Regions from separate parts of the Homo sapiens genome. Here region 1 is linked to region 2. A link is an interaction called in ENCODE POLR2A ChIA-PET data of the cell type or tissue named here. Cell type or tissue: Panc1. All regions are shown on one strand.

Evidence for each region. ChIA-PET counts read pairs that join two places held together with the same protein. Peaks named below come from ENCODE experiments on the same cell type or tissue, not always from the same donor. Only the 100,000 strongest peaks of a DNase experiment are listed, where the experiment ranks them.
Region 1: POLR2A ChIA-PET joins it to region 2 with 8 read pairs; 4 of 35 experiments call an interaction of 5 or more read pairs at or near these places.

What each region holds. Positions count from the first base shown.
Region 1 is chr21:29,006,419-29,014,418 of GRCh38, forward strand. RWDD2B (RWD domain containing 2B) reads right to left here. Exons shown (of 5, transcript NM_016940.3): 2 at 1,977-2,203; 3 at 1,822-1,889; 4 at 1,343-1,705; 5 at 1-233. Among named protein-coding and RNA genes, the nearest start is that of RWDD2B, 8.9 kb to the right of the region's middle. RefSeq lists an enhancer at 5,846-6,426. In Panc1, no CTCF peak of the experiment used is centred here; no DNase peak of the experiment used is centred here.
Region 2 is chr21:28,825,528-28,833,527 of GRCh38, forward strand. It overlaps a transcript of HEMK2 not described here. Among named protein-coding and RNA genes, the nearest start is that of HEMK2, 56 kb to the right of the region's middle. In Panc1, no CTCF peak of the experiment used is centred here; a DNase peak (open chromatin) is centred at 6,804; H3K27ac peaks cover 2,971 bases.

The sequences.
Region 1 (8,000 bases), 180 kb after region 2:
ATTGTCCTTCTACACCAAAGAACATCTGGAAAACATCCCCACATCCTTTGGTGTTTAAGAACTGATAGAGCTGACCAAAGTCCATGTGGTTTCCCCTGGCTCCATTAACACTGAACACTTTTTCTTCAAAAATGGAAAATTTCCTTTGTCTTTCCGTTTCATCATTTGTACCATCAAAAGGAATGTCTTCTCGATGGCGAATTAAAATTCTCTTCCAGTTTAATTTTCTGAGTCTGAAAAGAAATTTCCAAAGTAAACATTTTCAAAATGTATATTCTAGAGCATTTAAAACAGAAGTTATAAAACAGATTTATCAATGCCTTTTCCTAGAAGTAGTCTACTTTTTAAAATGTTTATAACTTTTACTTATTGATTTAGTAGAGGCAGGTCTTGCTATGTTGCTCATGCTGGTTTCAAACTCCTGGCTGCAAGTGATACTCTGGCCTCAGCCTCCCAAAGTGCTGGGATTACAGGTGTGAGTCATACACACCCCGTCCAAGAAGTCTACTTTTATCTCACAGGGATTTATTTTAATCAAATATGATTCTGGTCATAATCTCATCTCTGAACTCATTTGTTGCCCTTACTACAGCCATGTATCAGTAGTTTAGAAATGTAGGAATTACTGAATCCCAAACTACTATGGACCTTCTCAGAAATTCATTTAGTATATCAGTAGAGAAATGAGACTAGTGGCAATTCTAATGCTTCTAGAAAGCTCCTTACTTCACAGGGTATACAGTTTGCAGCATCACTAAAATGAGGGAAGGACCAGATCCATGGAAGTGGATGGGGTCATAGTGTCTGGGGCAGGAGCTCAATTCATTCAGTGCATATTTACAGAATGTCTCCTACATGCACTTGTCAGGTGACGGGGAAAATGCTGACTACATGTGATTTCTGCCATATCCATCAACTTGAGATTGAATCCCCATAAAGACACAACCCCTGGGACATACTTATCTCCACATCTCTAATAGTCATGTGTTGCTTAACAACGGGGATACATTCTGAGAAATGTATCTTTAGGCTATTTTGTTGTTGTACCACCACGACAGAGTGTACTTACACAAACCTAGATGGTACTTTTTTTGCATTTATATTTTTTCATATAGAAAACCAAATGTCCCAGCACCATTACTGAATATCATTCTGATATTCAATAGTGGGAAGATCAAGTGCCATATATCAGGTTTCTATATGTGCTCCATTATAATCTTATGGCATCACTGTTTTATGTGTTGTCCACTGTTGACCAAAACGTCACTAGGCAGCACATGACTGTATCTTGTTTAGTATTAACATTATTGACATGACTTCATATACATATGTAAAAGCAAACCTTGACCAGAATTCTTCACAGGCACTTTGTGGGCCTTCCACACAAACAACACCAGGTTTTCCAGGCATGCTAAACCCAGACAGGGAAAGCTCCTTTGCCCACTCTAGAATATTCTTTCTTTTGCATTTGTTATAGATATGATGGCTGTAGATCCAGAGTCTCGTGAAGATGAGGTCAACTGACTGGACTGTGCTTCCTGTGGTGGGTGAAGATGAAGTATCTCTGCTGACATAGCCAGAGGCGTGTTCTCTAACCCACTCTGTGGCATTCAGTATACAAACATCTCCATGACAATGTTTTTGCAGGAATGCAGTCAGATCTGTGTTCAGCTGAGTCTGCTGGGATCTACTCAATAATACTGATCTAATAGAAAAGATACAAGAAAAATATTGTCTTGGAACAGAAAACAAATTCGAGAATTGCTTTTATTCTCAGATTAATTTTGACCTCCAAAGTTGGCCAGAGCTTCTGTAACGTACCTGACAGTAATTTCAGGCAGAACTGCCGGGTATTTAAAGGGAAGAATACAGGCCAGAGAAAACATCGCCTGATTAAAGAGAAGAAGAAAAAGTGCACTAACCAATGTTTTAAGTCTCAACATGTTTCAATCCCTCTAAAAGCAAAACTGAATTACCATTTTTTCGTCAGATACATCCAGGTTCATATTGATAGTAAAGTAGACTTTTGAAGATCGCCCCTCCATTGTCTTCTTTTCAATACAATCTTTCAGTTCTGCTACAGCCAGCTGGTCATTCACTATGAGCTCATTCTCACCAGGGAACATACTGGCTAGCAGGTCTAACTCAGCAAGCTGGGCCTCCGCCTGCTCCATCTCAATCATTTTTGGACATGTGTAAGTTTCTAAGGAGGTAAAGATAAGAGAGACAATTTACATATGCAATCTTGGAAGAAATGAATACATCAACATGTGTACTTACTAAAATTGTACTTGGTTTCTTCATAAATTGTACAATTTAATTAGTCTCTTTCCCTATTACTCTACTTTCAGATATAATATGCTAAGTCCTATGCTAAGACCAGCCTGAGCAACATACTGAGACCATCTATAAAAAAACAAACACAAAAAAACTCTTAATAGTAAGTAGACACCACATTCTTCTGTGTCTAGATAGTTGAGTGGACAACTTGAGCTACCATAATGGGCAATTTCATCAAAGTAAACCAATTATGTAGTCAAAAAGCTGTATCAATAATGTAGCCAGAAGAGAGGATATGACTGGTTACACTGGAAACCTAGAATGAACAAAGTCAGTCAGAGAGTTTGGTTACGTGGATGGTCAATTTCTTCTTTTTAAGTAAATATTAATGTTTATTAGGTTTTTTTGAGACAGGGTCTAGCTCTGTCACCACAGCTGGAGTGCAGTGGCATGATCCCCGCTCACTGCAACCTCAACCTCCCACGCCCAAGCAATCCTCCCACCTCAGACTTCTGAGTAGCTAGGACCACAGGTATGCACTGCCACGCCCGGCTTCATTTTTTATTTGTAGAAACAAGGTCTTGCTATGTTGTCCAGACTGGTCTTGACCTCCTGGGCTCAAGCAATCCTCCTGCCTTGGCCTCCCAAAGTGCTAGCATTACAGGTATGAGCCACTGTGCATGGCATTTATTAGTTTTTTTTTTTTTTTTTTTGAAACGGAGTCTCGCTCTGTCACCCAGGCTGTAGTGCAGTGGCGCAATCTTGGTTCACTGCAAGCTCCACCTCGGCGCGTTCACGCCATTCTCCTGCCTCAGCCTCCCAAATAGCTGGGACTACAGGCGCCCAACACCACACCCGGTTAATTTTTTGTATTTTTAGTAGAGATGGGGTTTCACCGTGTTAGCCAGGATGGTCTTGATCTCCTGACCTCATGATCCGCCCGCCTCGGCCTCCCAAAGTGCTGGGATTACAGGTGTGAGCCACTGCGCCCGGCCTATTTATTAGTTTTTAAGAAGCAGAGGAACATAAAGAGAAAATAAGTGTTAATTGTCCTGTAGCTTAAGTCACCCCTGTTAACATTAAAACATCTTAAGCATTATACATATATATATGTGAAAAATGCTGGTATAATGTATAAATATGTACAATGTGAGATATATACAGTATACATATTTAAATCCAAAGGGGATAATATATACTTTTTCCTCCTATTTCCTATCTCCCTCCCCACCAAATATATTTTGTAGATCTATTCACTGTCAACATATAGTGATCTACCTCATTCTTTGTAACTGTCGGCTGTTATACTGAATCATGTAGATATGCCATAACTTATTTAATTCTTTACCTATTGATGGACACTTGGGTTGTTTCCACATTTTTACTAATATGAACAATCCTATAATGCAAGGTCTTTTTATATATATAGTATGGTAAACTGAATACTGTGTATTCAATAATAAACTTACAGAGGTGGATTGTTGTATCAACATGTACATTTTAAATTTTGATAGATATTGCCAAGTTACTTTCCAGAAAGTTGCCATACAGAACAGAAATTTACAATTGTACTCAGTCCCCTGCTTCTTTTCTTTAAAAGAAAATTCTTAATACATAGTTCCTTTTGGCCTAGCACGGTGGCTCACACCTGTAATCCCACCACTTGGGGAGGCCAAGGAGGGTGGATAGCTTGAGTCCAGGAGTTTTAGATCAGCCTGGGTAACATAACGAAACCCTGTCTCTACTAAAAAATACAACAAAATTACCCGGGTGTGTTGGTGCGTGCCTGAAGTCCCAGCTACTTGGGAGGCTGAGACAGAATCACTGGAACCTGGGAGTCAGAGGTTGCAGTGAGTTGAGATCGTGCCATTGCACTCCAGCCTGGGCAAAAAGAGTGAAACTCCGTCTCAAAAAATAAAAATAAAAAAAAAAAACCAAAAAAAACCCTCTCCCTCTCCCTCTCCCGTCTCCCCATGGTCTCCCTCTCCCTCTCTTTCCACGGTCTCCCTCTGATTCCGAGCCGAAGCTGGACGGTACTGCTGCCATCTCGGCTCACTGCAACCTCCCTGCCTGATTCTCCTGCCTCAGCCTGCCGAGTGCCTGCGATTGCAGGCGCGCGCCGCCACCCCTGACTGGTTTTCGTATTTTTTTGGTGGAGACGGGGTTTCGCTGTGTTGGCCGGGCTGGTCTCCAGCTCCTAACCGCGAGTGATCCGCCAGCCTCGGCCTCCCGAGATGCGGGGATTGCAGACGGAGTCTGGTTCACTCAGTGCTCAATGGTGCCCAGGCTGGAGTGCAGTGGCGTGATCTCGGCTCGCTACAACCTCCACCTCCCAGCAGCCTGCCTTGGCCTCCCAAAGTGCCGAGATTGCAGCCTCTGCCCGGCCGCCACCCCGTCTGGGAAGTGAGGAGCGTCTCTGCCCGGCCACCCATCGTCTGGGATGTGAGGAGCCCCTCTGCCTGGCTGCCTAGTCTGGAAAGTGAGGAGCGTCTCTGCCCAGCCGCCCTGCCATCTAGGAAGTGAGGAGCGCCTCTTCCCAGCCGCCATCCCATGTGGGAAGTGAGGAGCGTCTCTGCCCGGCCGCCCATCGTCTGAGATGTGGGGAGCACCTCTGCCCTGCCGCCCCGTCCGGGATGCGAGGAGCGTCTCTGCCCGGCCACCCGGTCTGAGAAGTGAGGAGACCCTCTGCCTGGCAACCACCCCGTCTGAGAAGTGAGGAGCCCCTCCGCCCGGCAGCCGCTGGGTCTGAGAAGTGAGGAGCCCCTCCGCCCAGCAGCCACCCCGTCTGGGAAGTGAGGAGCGTCTCTACCCGGCAGCCACCTCGTCCGGAAGGGAGGTGGGGGGGGGTCAGCCCCCCGCCCGGCCAGCCGCCCCTTCCGGGAGGGAGGTGGGGGGGGTCAGCCCCCCACCCGGCCAGCCGCCCCGTCCGGGAGGGAGGTGGGGGGGTCAGCCCCCCGCCCGGCCAGCCGCCCCGTCCGGGAGGTGAGGGGCGCCTCTGCCCGGCCGCCCCTACTGGGAAGTGAGGAGCCCCTCTGCCCGGCCAGCCGCCCCGTCCGGGAGGGAGGTGGGGGGGTCAGCCCCCCGCCCGGCCAGCCGCCCCGTCTGGGAGGTGAGGGGCGCCTCTGCCCGGCCGCCCCTACTGGGAAGTGAGGAGCCCCTCTGCCCGGCCAGCCGCCCCGTCCGGGAGGGAGGTTGGGGGGTCAGCCCCCCGCCTGGCCAGCCGCCCCATCCGGGAGGGAGGTGGGGGGGTCAGCCCCCGACCCGGCCAGCCGCGCCGTCCGGGAGGGAGGTGGGGGGGTCAGCCCCCCGCCCGGCCAGCCGCCCTGTCCGGGAGGTGAGGGGCGCCTCTGCCCGGCCGCCCCTACTGGGAAGTGAGGAGCCCCTCTGCCCGGCCAGCCGCCCCGTCCGGGAGGGAGGTTGGGGGGTCAGCCCCCCGCCCGGCCAGCCGCCCCGTCCGGGAGGGAGGTGGGGGTGGTCAGCCCCCCCCCGGGAGGTGAGGGGCGCCTCTGCCCGGCCGCCCCTACTGGGAAGTGAGGAGCCCCTCTGCCCGGCCACCACCCGGTCTGGGTGGTGTACCCAACAGCTCACTGAGAACGGGCCATGATGACAATGGCGGTTTTGTGGAATAGAAAGGGGGGAAAGGTGGGGAAAAGATTGAGAAATCGGATGGTTGCTGTGTCTGTGTAGAAAGAGGTAGACATGGGAGACTTTTCATTTTGTTCTGTACTAAGAAAAATTCTTCTGCCTTGGGATCCTGTAGATCTGTGACCTTACCCCCAACCCTGTGCTCTCTGAAACATGTGCTGTATCCACTCAGGGTTGAATGGATTAAGGGCGGTGCAAGATGTGCTTTGTTAAACAGATGCTTGAAGGCAGCATGCTCCTTAAGAGTCATCACCACTCCCTAATCTCAAGTACCCAGGGACACAAACACTGCGGAAGGCCGCAGGGTCCTCTGCCTAGGAAAACCAGAGACCTTTGTTCACTTGTTTATCTGCTGACCTTCCCTCCACTATTGTCCTGTGACCATGCCCAATCCCCCTCTGCGAGAAACACCCAAGAATGATCAATTAAAAAAAAAAAAGTCTTCTATTTTCTATTTGGAATACATTTTCAATTTCTGCATTTAAATATTTGATCCATCTGGGATATACTTCACTTTAAAAGGTGACGGAAGTTTCCAGCTTATTTTTTTTTTCCAGTTAACTAGCCATTTTTACCAGTACATCTTATAATAAATTTGAAATGTTTCTTTCAACATATGTTAAGTGCCTATATGTATTTGAGTCTTTTTCTGGATTCTCCATTTTGTTATATTGATCTGTCTATAATATCATGTCCTAATACTCTTTTTTTTTTTTTTTTTGAGACAGAGTCTCACTCTGTCACCCAGGCTGGAGTGCAGTGGTGCGATTATAGCTCGTTGCAGCCTCGAACTCCTAGGCTCAAGCAATCCTCCTGTCTCAGCCTCCCAAGTATCTGGGACTACAGTCATGCTACCACCATACCCAGCTAACTAATACTCAACTCTTGAAATCACTATGATGGGTTAGTAAATTGCTCCTACTCTGTCTCTTCATAGCCATCACTCTTCTTTTCTAGAATTCTTTTTTGGTATTTCCTGGCTTTTCTCACATATAAACATTAGAATAATTTTGTTAAGTTTTGAAAACAAGAAAAAATGGTAATTGCATTGAAATTAAAGATTAGGCCTGGCGCGGTAGCTCACGCCTGTAATCCCAACACTTTGGGAGGCAGAGGCGGGCGGATCATGAGGTCAGGAGATCCAGACCATCCTGGCTAACACAGTGAAACCCCACCTCTACTAAAAACACAAAAAATTAGCCGGGCGTGGTGGCCGGCGCCTGTAGTCCCAGCTACTCGGGAGGCTGAGGCAGGAGAATGGCGTGAACTCGGGAGGCGGAGCTTGCAGTGAGCCGAGATCGCGCCACTGCACTCCAGCCTGGGCGACAGAGTGAGACTCCGTCTCAAAAAAAAAAAAAAAAAAGAAATTAAAGATTAATACAGAAAAAGACGATATGTTTATAACGTAGAATTTTCCCTTCAGTAGTTTTTTTAATAGCTTTAATGAGGTATAATTTATATGCCATACCATACTACTGCCAAGCAAGATCTTTAAAATGTTAGCATCCCTTAAGGTTTGGTTGAGGACATCTTTATCTTCTCTATTGTCTCATGGTACCAAGTATTACTGAATATTAAATGTTCACAATTCTCAAATTCTTAGGATGTTCCAAATTCTCGAGCCCCATATTTGTAAATTTAACTATATCTGTATATTTCTATTGGATGTTATATTAGTTCATTTTCTGTTACGATAACAGACTACCTGAGACTGGGTAGTTTACGATGAAGAGAAATTTATTTGGCTTATTGTTCTGGAAGCAGGGAAATCCAAGAGAATGGTGCCTGCATTTTGCAAGGGCATTCTTACTGAGTCATCCCATGGCGGAAGGCAGAGGGCAAGAGAGAATGAGAGCAAGTGCAAGAGAGATGAAGGGGCCAAATGCATGCTTTTATCAGGAACCCACTCCCACAATAACTAACCCACTCCTGCAGTAACACCATTAATCCATTTGTGAGGGCCCTGTTCTTTGGGAACTTTTTCAACCCTGCCTTCTTTCTCTTCTTCTGAAATGCTGATGACAGGAATGTTACATTTTTTGTTATATCCCTGCATATCACTTAATCACCTCTGA
Region 2 (8,000 bases):
GACCAGGCTAAGAGGATCTGGAGTACTAGGCAGATAAACAAAACAGGAGCTCCATCTTAAAGAAGTATGACCAAGATCTTTCTACTGGATGTGGGTGCAAGGTGTGGTGTTGGCCTTAGGAACAAGGCAAAATTCAATGCGTAAGCAATCATTGAGGAGCACAGACTTAATGGTCAGTCACTGGAGTTCCTGAATTAGGAATTTTAAAGATCCCCTGACAACCATAAAAGTTGGGTGACCAACTATTCTAGTTTTCCCAGGAATTTCCCTACTTCAGCACTGAAAGTGCAGGGCCTAGAAACCCCTCAGTCCTAAGACATCTGGTCACCCTAATTGTGCTCTTAGAAGACTACAGCCTAGATCCACCTACATCTCTGGGTCAGTTGGCTCCAGCCATAAGGAAAGAAAGCACACATGAGAAGAGGAGGAGCCAGCTGGAAAACGAGGCAGAGAGCCAGGATGCTCATTGCAACCTATAGCCTTCAAGAGAGGATAAAAGGGCACCCAGAAATATTGTCTATAAATGCTGAAATGCATTTGCTTTAAATGGGCAAAACACGTTAAATGACTCCTCAGGCCTGCAGCTTTTCTAAACTCATGAAAGTGGAAAAGTTCAGCACAAACAGAACCATCCAGACACCCCGTAGATGGAAGTCTCTCTCACTGCCTTTTGACAGTCATCACACACACTTAAGATCTCATTGTAAGTATAGCCTTAAAGAGCCCTGATAAGTACACATCAGTAGGGGAACTAAAACCCATCTGTAAATATTAGCAGAGTCTCCCATGTTCTTTTGGTTTCCTTCACACACAAAAATAAGCTAAGTGGAATGAACACACAGTTCAAAATGACTAAAACACTAAAGGACATTTAAATCTGGGGAAAGAATCTCTCTGTTGGGAATATGGATTTCACCTAAGATCCTTAGTGTCATTCCCAGCATGCCAGAGTTATTTCAAATCTCTTTCATAACCAAATATTAATATTCCACCAGAATGGGGAGCATGAGGGCCACTATTGACAGGAACACAGCCTACTAATCATGAGAGATGTTTAAGATGTTCTTCACTAACGTTATCCACAGACTGTATAAAAATAATAACAGAAAACGTTTAACAGTAACAAGGATCATCACCAGGGAAAGTACCTAAACCATCACAAAATCCGAAAGCAAACACTGAACTAATCCATCCTCCCAGCAACTAACTCCTGCAAAATGCTGCTTATGTAGAAATAATCTTCTCAATCACACTTAAAATATTCACTATGATAATGAACTTTAGCCGCAGTGAATTGAGTGTCCCAATGTGCTGAGTCTTCATGATCAAGGAGAACCTGGCATAACCAGCATCTTCAAAATGCAAGTACCCTATGTCCTTCTGGAATGAGCCATGTCATCCAGTAAGTAGGCTGAAACAGAGGGATCCGACGAGGAGACTCTCCCAGAGCTGAAGTGGGAGTTCAGAGCAGAGTGGAGAAGATTGAAAATCTCCCAGATAACCTGGGAGAAAATGCCAGAAGAAACAGGAATTTGCCCATCCATTCAATCTTTCATTCAACAGATAGTTATGATGTGCCATCTCAATGCCAGACCCCATGCTAGGCAGAAAGGCTACAAAGTCTAATGGAACTGCTTTATAGGTATTTGTAATCAAATAGAACAAGCAGACAAATTAACAAGTAATTGCAGTACCTCTAAGACGTTTTATAATAAAAGGATATATGCAACCTCAGAGAAGCACAGATGAGAGAGAATTTTCCCCAGCCTTGTATTATTCTCAGTGCAACTAACTGTCTTTGATACCACAGTTAAGTCCTTCCTTCTCAGAAGCTTCTTCTTTGAGTCACTTTTGGGAAAAAAATAATTATTGCTTTTCTGAGAGATCAGAGTCTCATCAAATGTTATTGTGATTCTAAGACTGTCAACAGCTACCATTTAGTGATACCTACTATGTGCCAGGCACTACACTGAGTGTTTTGCACACATTACTCCACTCAATCCTCAGCCCTGCGTAACAAGCAGCATGCTCTCTCCACTTTAGAAATCAAGGGGAAATGAATCACAGTGGGATTAACTAGTTTACCCTCAGTCTGTCAATGATGGGGCAAGAAGTGAACACAGACAGTCCACTTCATGTTCAAGATCTTAACCACTATGTTGAAATCACTTATGTAGTGAACTATTAGAATGTCTATATTGATTATTTGTATTCTACTGTTATAATTGCATGCATCTAGTTTTTGCTTTGATGAGTTCTTACAAGAAATTGCATGCTGCTTTTAATACTTCCTTATTTGAGTTGATAATTTGCAACCATTTTATTTGAACCTATCTCTGTGGGACTTAACCACAACAGCTGCAATTTATTGAAAACTTGCTCTGAGCCAGTATATATCATCTCTGTCAATTCCCATAGTTCTCTGAGGGGTATGTATGTAGGTATGTGCATATACTTATATTCTTATATATGTATATGTAATGTAGAGTATCAGGTAACTTACCCCTTGTAGCTTAGGCTACAAGTCCTCCACTAGCATAGGCTTTTCTAAGGTTCCAGAAAGGGTTCTTAGAAACATGTTTGCATGTTCATACATTTTCTTATCTATTTTTGAAAGAGTATTTCGAAACTGATATAAGCGTAAGACCCACAAAGCCTGCAGACTACAGGTGATGGAAACAGGATTTGTGTGCAGATGTGCCCAACTCCAAGGGTTTAAAACCCCGTGACACAGTAAGTAAGGAGGAAGGGGTGGAGCAGTGGGATTTAGATGCACATGTTGGGCTTATCATGAGAGATTTCAAGCTAAGGAAAGAGGGGAGTTGATTTGAGGGGCTTTTCTCCTCTAAAGTGACCTTGAAGCCCTCATTTTAATGCTTCATGTGCCAACAAGAAGTAGAGAATGTAGGTAACTCTAATACGAATGAGGCTCTAAGAACTACTAGGTGAACACTCATAATAGTGGCACCAGTTCCGAACAACACATTTGTAAATAAATTGAAGCAGCCTTCAGTTTTTTCTAAACTAAGAAGCTACTAGACACTAAGCAGGTCAAACAGACCAAAGGCACTTTGGTGACACTTAGCTTAGGTAGCCCTTCGACTGCCAATCCATCATTATCTGAAAGTTCTGCATTGACCAACTGCTGTCAGAAAATGTTCCCTTTCTTCCAGAAATTCCATGCCAGCTCACCTTCCAAAAGTTTCCAGTGGGCTTGTTGATCTTTCACCCAAATAGCCACCTAACACTTTACGAATATCCATCTCTGTGAAGAAACCGACTCAGCTGCAACAACCTGTTTTTTTTAATTCATTAAGCCTTAGAATAGCATCTTTCTTAGTAAAATATAAATGCAATATTTAATAAAACTATATATACAGTGATTATTATAAGCAGGGAGAGGACAGGCTGAAAATGAGTGATTTTAACAAGAGCTTTAACAATTTTTAATAGACCTGCATTCCTTTACATTCCTGGTGTTTCTCAAACTTTAGTGGGTTTAAAGTTCATCTGGGGATTTATAAAAATTGCTGACTTCAAGAGCTCCTCTTAAAATTTCTAATTCTGAAGGCCTGGAGGGATCCTCAACAATCTTCATTTTTAACGATTTTGATGAAGATGGACTGCAGCTGTCTCTTGAGAAATGCTTCTTTAGAACAAGTGAAATTGCTAATTACACAGTAAGCACTTAGTCATCTACCATTACCCAAGTCTTGTTAGTTGTGAGTTGCCCCTTGGTATCTGCTAAGGTTTGAATGTGTCCCTCAGAAAGCATATGTTGGAAACTTAACCTTTAATGCAACAGTGTTTGTTGGGAGGTAGGTTCCAATGAGAGGTAATTAGAACATGAGGGCTCTGCATTTATGAATAGATGAATGTGTGGAAGTAGGTTCCTTATAAAATAAGGTCAGTCACCTTTCCTCTCTCCCATCCTCTTTTTGCCCTCTGACATCCTATGCCTTTCACCATGAGATGACACAGCAAGAAGGTCCCTGATAGATACCAGTGCTTCAATCTTGGACTTCCCAACTAAAGAACTATGAACCAATAAATTTCTGTTCATTACAAATTATCCAGTCTCAGGTATTCTGTTACAGCTGCACAAAACAGACTAAGGCAGTATCCCATTCTCAGCTGCAGCAATTCTTTTTAAGACAAAACTCCATGGATTTTAAGACATCTGAGTAGGGAGAGTTAATTATGTCCTCTCAAAGAGGTATTTTCCCTAGACCAATTAGTTTACAAGAACATACACTCTGTTTCTAAAACTTTGGAAAACAAAGATGTGGTTCATATCAGAGTGAAAATTTCATTGATACCCATTATAATGAACGTGTTTCATTTTGGCAAACTGTCATGAAATGTCCTGTTCATTTGGAGAAAATTCCTGGAAAGATGGTAGGCAGAGGTCCCAACTCCCAATACGGAATCCTAAGAGGGAGAAGATCTGTCTGCTCCCAGTCAGAGAAGGGTGGGCTCTTCCTACACTAAGATCTTAGCCACATTTTGTCTCCCTGAATTCTTGCCAGAGACTAGTCCTCCAGGCTGAGAGTATATCTTATATCTGTATAATTAGATAACAATTATGTTATCTAAAACTGAGAACCCTGGGTATGGTACATCCAGACACTTACGGCAGAAAATATTTGATATGGTTTGGCTCTGTGTCCCCACTCAAATCTCATGTCAAACTGTAATTCCCAATGTTGGGGGAGGGATCTGGTGGGAGGTAATTGGATCATGGGGGCAGATTTCTCCCTTGCTCTTGCGATAGTAAGTTCTCACGAGATCTGATAAATGTTTAAAGGTGTGTGGCACTTCCCCCCCTTCACTCTCTCTCTCTTTCTACCATGGTGAGACGTGCTTGCTTCCCCTTCACCTTCTGCCATGACGGTAAGTTTCCTGAGACCTTCCAGCCATGCTTCCTGTACAGCCTATGGAACTGTGAGTCAATTAAACCTCTTTCTTCATAAATTATCCAGGTCAGGTAGTTCTTTATAGCAGTGTGAGAACAGACTCTACAATATCTTCAAAATGTTGTTTATTTTTTAAAAAAATGTATGGATGGAGGCCAGGCGCGTGGCTCACGCCTGTAATCCCAGCACTTTGGGAGACCAAGGTGGGCAGATCATGAGGTCAAGAGATCAAGACCATTCTGGCTAACATGGTGAAACACTGTCTCTACTAAAAATACAAAAAATTAGCCGGGCATGGTGGCAGGCGCATGCAATCCCAGCTACTTGGGAGGCTGAGGCAGGAGAATCGCTTGAACCCAGGAGGAGGAAGTTGCAGTGAGCCAAGTTCGTGCCACTGCACTCCAGCCTGGGTGACAGAGCAAGACTCCATCTTTAAAAAAAAAAAAAAAAAAGAATGGTATCAGAAAGAATAGAAGGTGAAAGGAAGAAAGGAAATGGAAAATTAGTATTCTATCCATCTGTAGAAAATTTTTTAAAATATGTATTGTCTTTTATTCTGATTTCTTCTGGATTCCACTTTGTAGATTTATGAGCCCAGGACCACTGGTATTCAGTAAAGGAGTAGAAATCAATTTGTAGGGGCAGGAGGGATGCCATGTGTCATAGCTACGCAAACAGAAGAAACTTAGTGATTAAAACTCACAAAAAAGAACAGTATTAGCTGGGAGCTATGGCTCATGCTTATAATCCCAGCACTTTGGGAGGCCGAGGTGGGTGGATCACTTGAGGTCAGCAGTTCAAGACCAGCCTGGCCAAGATGGCGAAACCCCCGTCTCTACTAAAAATACAAAAATTAGCTGGGCGTGGTAGCGGGCGCCTGTAATCCCAGCTACTCAGGAGGCTGAGGCAGGAGAATCACTTGAACCTGGGAGGCAGAGTTGCAGGGAGCCAAGAACATGCCACTGTACTCCAGCCTGGGTGACAGAGCGAGACTCTATCTCAAAAAGAAAGAAAAGAACGAAAGAAAGAAAGAAAGAAAGAAAGAAAGAAAGAAAGAAAGAAAGAAAGAAAGAAAGAAAGAAGGAAAGAAGGAAAGAAGGAAAGAAGGAAAGAAGGAAAGAAGGAAAGAAAGAAAGAAGGAAAGAAGGAAAGAAGGAAAGAAGGAAAGAAGGAAAGAAGGAAAGAAGGAAGGAAAGAAAGAAAGAAAGAAAGAAAGAAAGAAAGAAAGAAAGAAAGAAAGAAGGAAGGAAGGAAGGAAGGAAGGAAGGAAGGAAGGAAGGAAGGAAGGAAGGAAAGAAAGAAAGAAAGAAAGAAAGAAAGAAAGAAAGAAACAGTATCACCTTTCAAACAGTGATGGGTCCCTAATACCTATATGCTGAGTATTGTCACACTCATGTTCCATAGCTGTTTGTATTCTGTGTCATTTTTACTATACGTACACAAGACAGAAAACAAAAAACACTGTTTAATTCAGATTTTGTAAGGTATATAGTATAACTGTTTACTAAAATATCATATTTGTAGGAGGTGAAAGTTAATATACTAGCAAACTGCTAAAGAGAATTAACTATTTTTTTAACAAGGAATGTATATTTATGTAGCACTCTCAGACTTTAAAAGCACCATTACTGTACATAAAGCTTTTGATTTGCAGTTTTTCATCATAAACCCAACAGAGCAGAGCCCAGACACCAGGCATTTTTCCCTGGAGTCACTCTGCCTTATTATCAGGACTGGACTTAAGTATCCTTCCCTGGAAAGGGCAAAAGATCTCACATTGTAGGGCAAATATGCTTGAGGCAGTACAAAGAGGCACAGTCATGTTTCAGGATGTGGTTTTAGCCAAAGGTGATACAATCACAAAGCTGGGTTGAGAGAGGAAATAACAATCAGGAGCAGTCTTGAGTGTGTCTCTGTTACCTGGAGTCTTCTTGTTCTTCTCTCTACCTCTCCAAGAGTCTCCATTACCATTGATGTAAATAATTAGTAATAAGAGCCGGAAGCAAAAATGTTGAAATACTTTAACTCTTTTGAACACAAATTTAATAGCAGTAGTAAACTAACAAATGAATCATTGAATTGAGGGTGGATTCTGCTGCAACAAAGAACTTGTATTATGATATAAATTGAGAAGATTGTTCTGATCTAGCTCCTCCTGTATTCAGAGTTAAAACTCTCTCTAAACATCATGTTCCACCTAAGAACCATTAACTCTCCCATTCTCACAACCTGTGTGACAAATACTCATACTCTAAATATTTGGCTTATCTCACTTATCCATTGCTAGAGGATTTAACATACAAGTGTTGCCCTACATACAGACTACTAAGTTAACCATAACCATTCGTGTATTGATACGTATGTTCAAACAGCAATGATGAACTGAGTGCCTGCTCTGAAGGAACTCAAATTCAGATTCAGCTAATATTTCTGGAGTAACACCCATGCACTAGGTATTGAGCTAAAGACTTTGTCTTATTTAGGTGCCTATCATGTGCTAGGTGTTGAACTAGTTACTTTAACACATTATCTCATTTGGTCTTCATAACAACCTAGTAGGTCGGCATTTTTTATTTTATAGATAGGAGACTAACACTCAGAAAAGGTGAGTGACTTGCCTGAAGTCATAAAATTAGTCAAGACTTAAAACTGGCTTTTTGGTCCTGAGTCTTCTCTCTGGCTCTTTCTAATTGGTAGTATTGTCTGTCTTAGGTCCACGCTTTTACTATCCTCTTCTATGCAAAAGAATATCTGATCAGAAAGAAACAAAGCCACTTATAGTTTGATTAGAAAGAAATAAAACCGCACAGAATTTTAGCCACCTTTGTCTATGGGCTGATAGCTTTGTGCACACAAGGCCAAGCAACCACAGGCTCCAGAGATGTGATGTGGAGATGTGCCAAGTGGCAGGTGACATCACATCTTTACATTCCTAGAAGTACTGTGCCCTAATAATTTTACAGCAGAGACATAAACAGATGGATGTGACAAATCCAGTAATGGCAGTTACATAATCTCAAGATCTTTCTCAATGACTCTAAGAACATGTCCAAGACCAAGAATGACTTACCAGGTACATGCCAG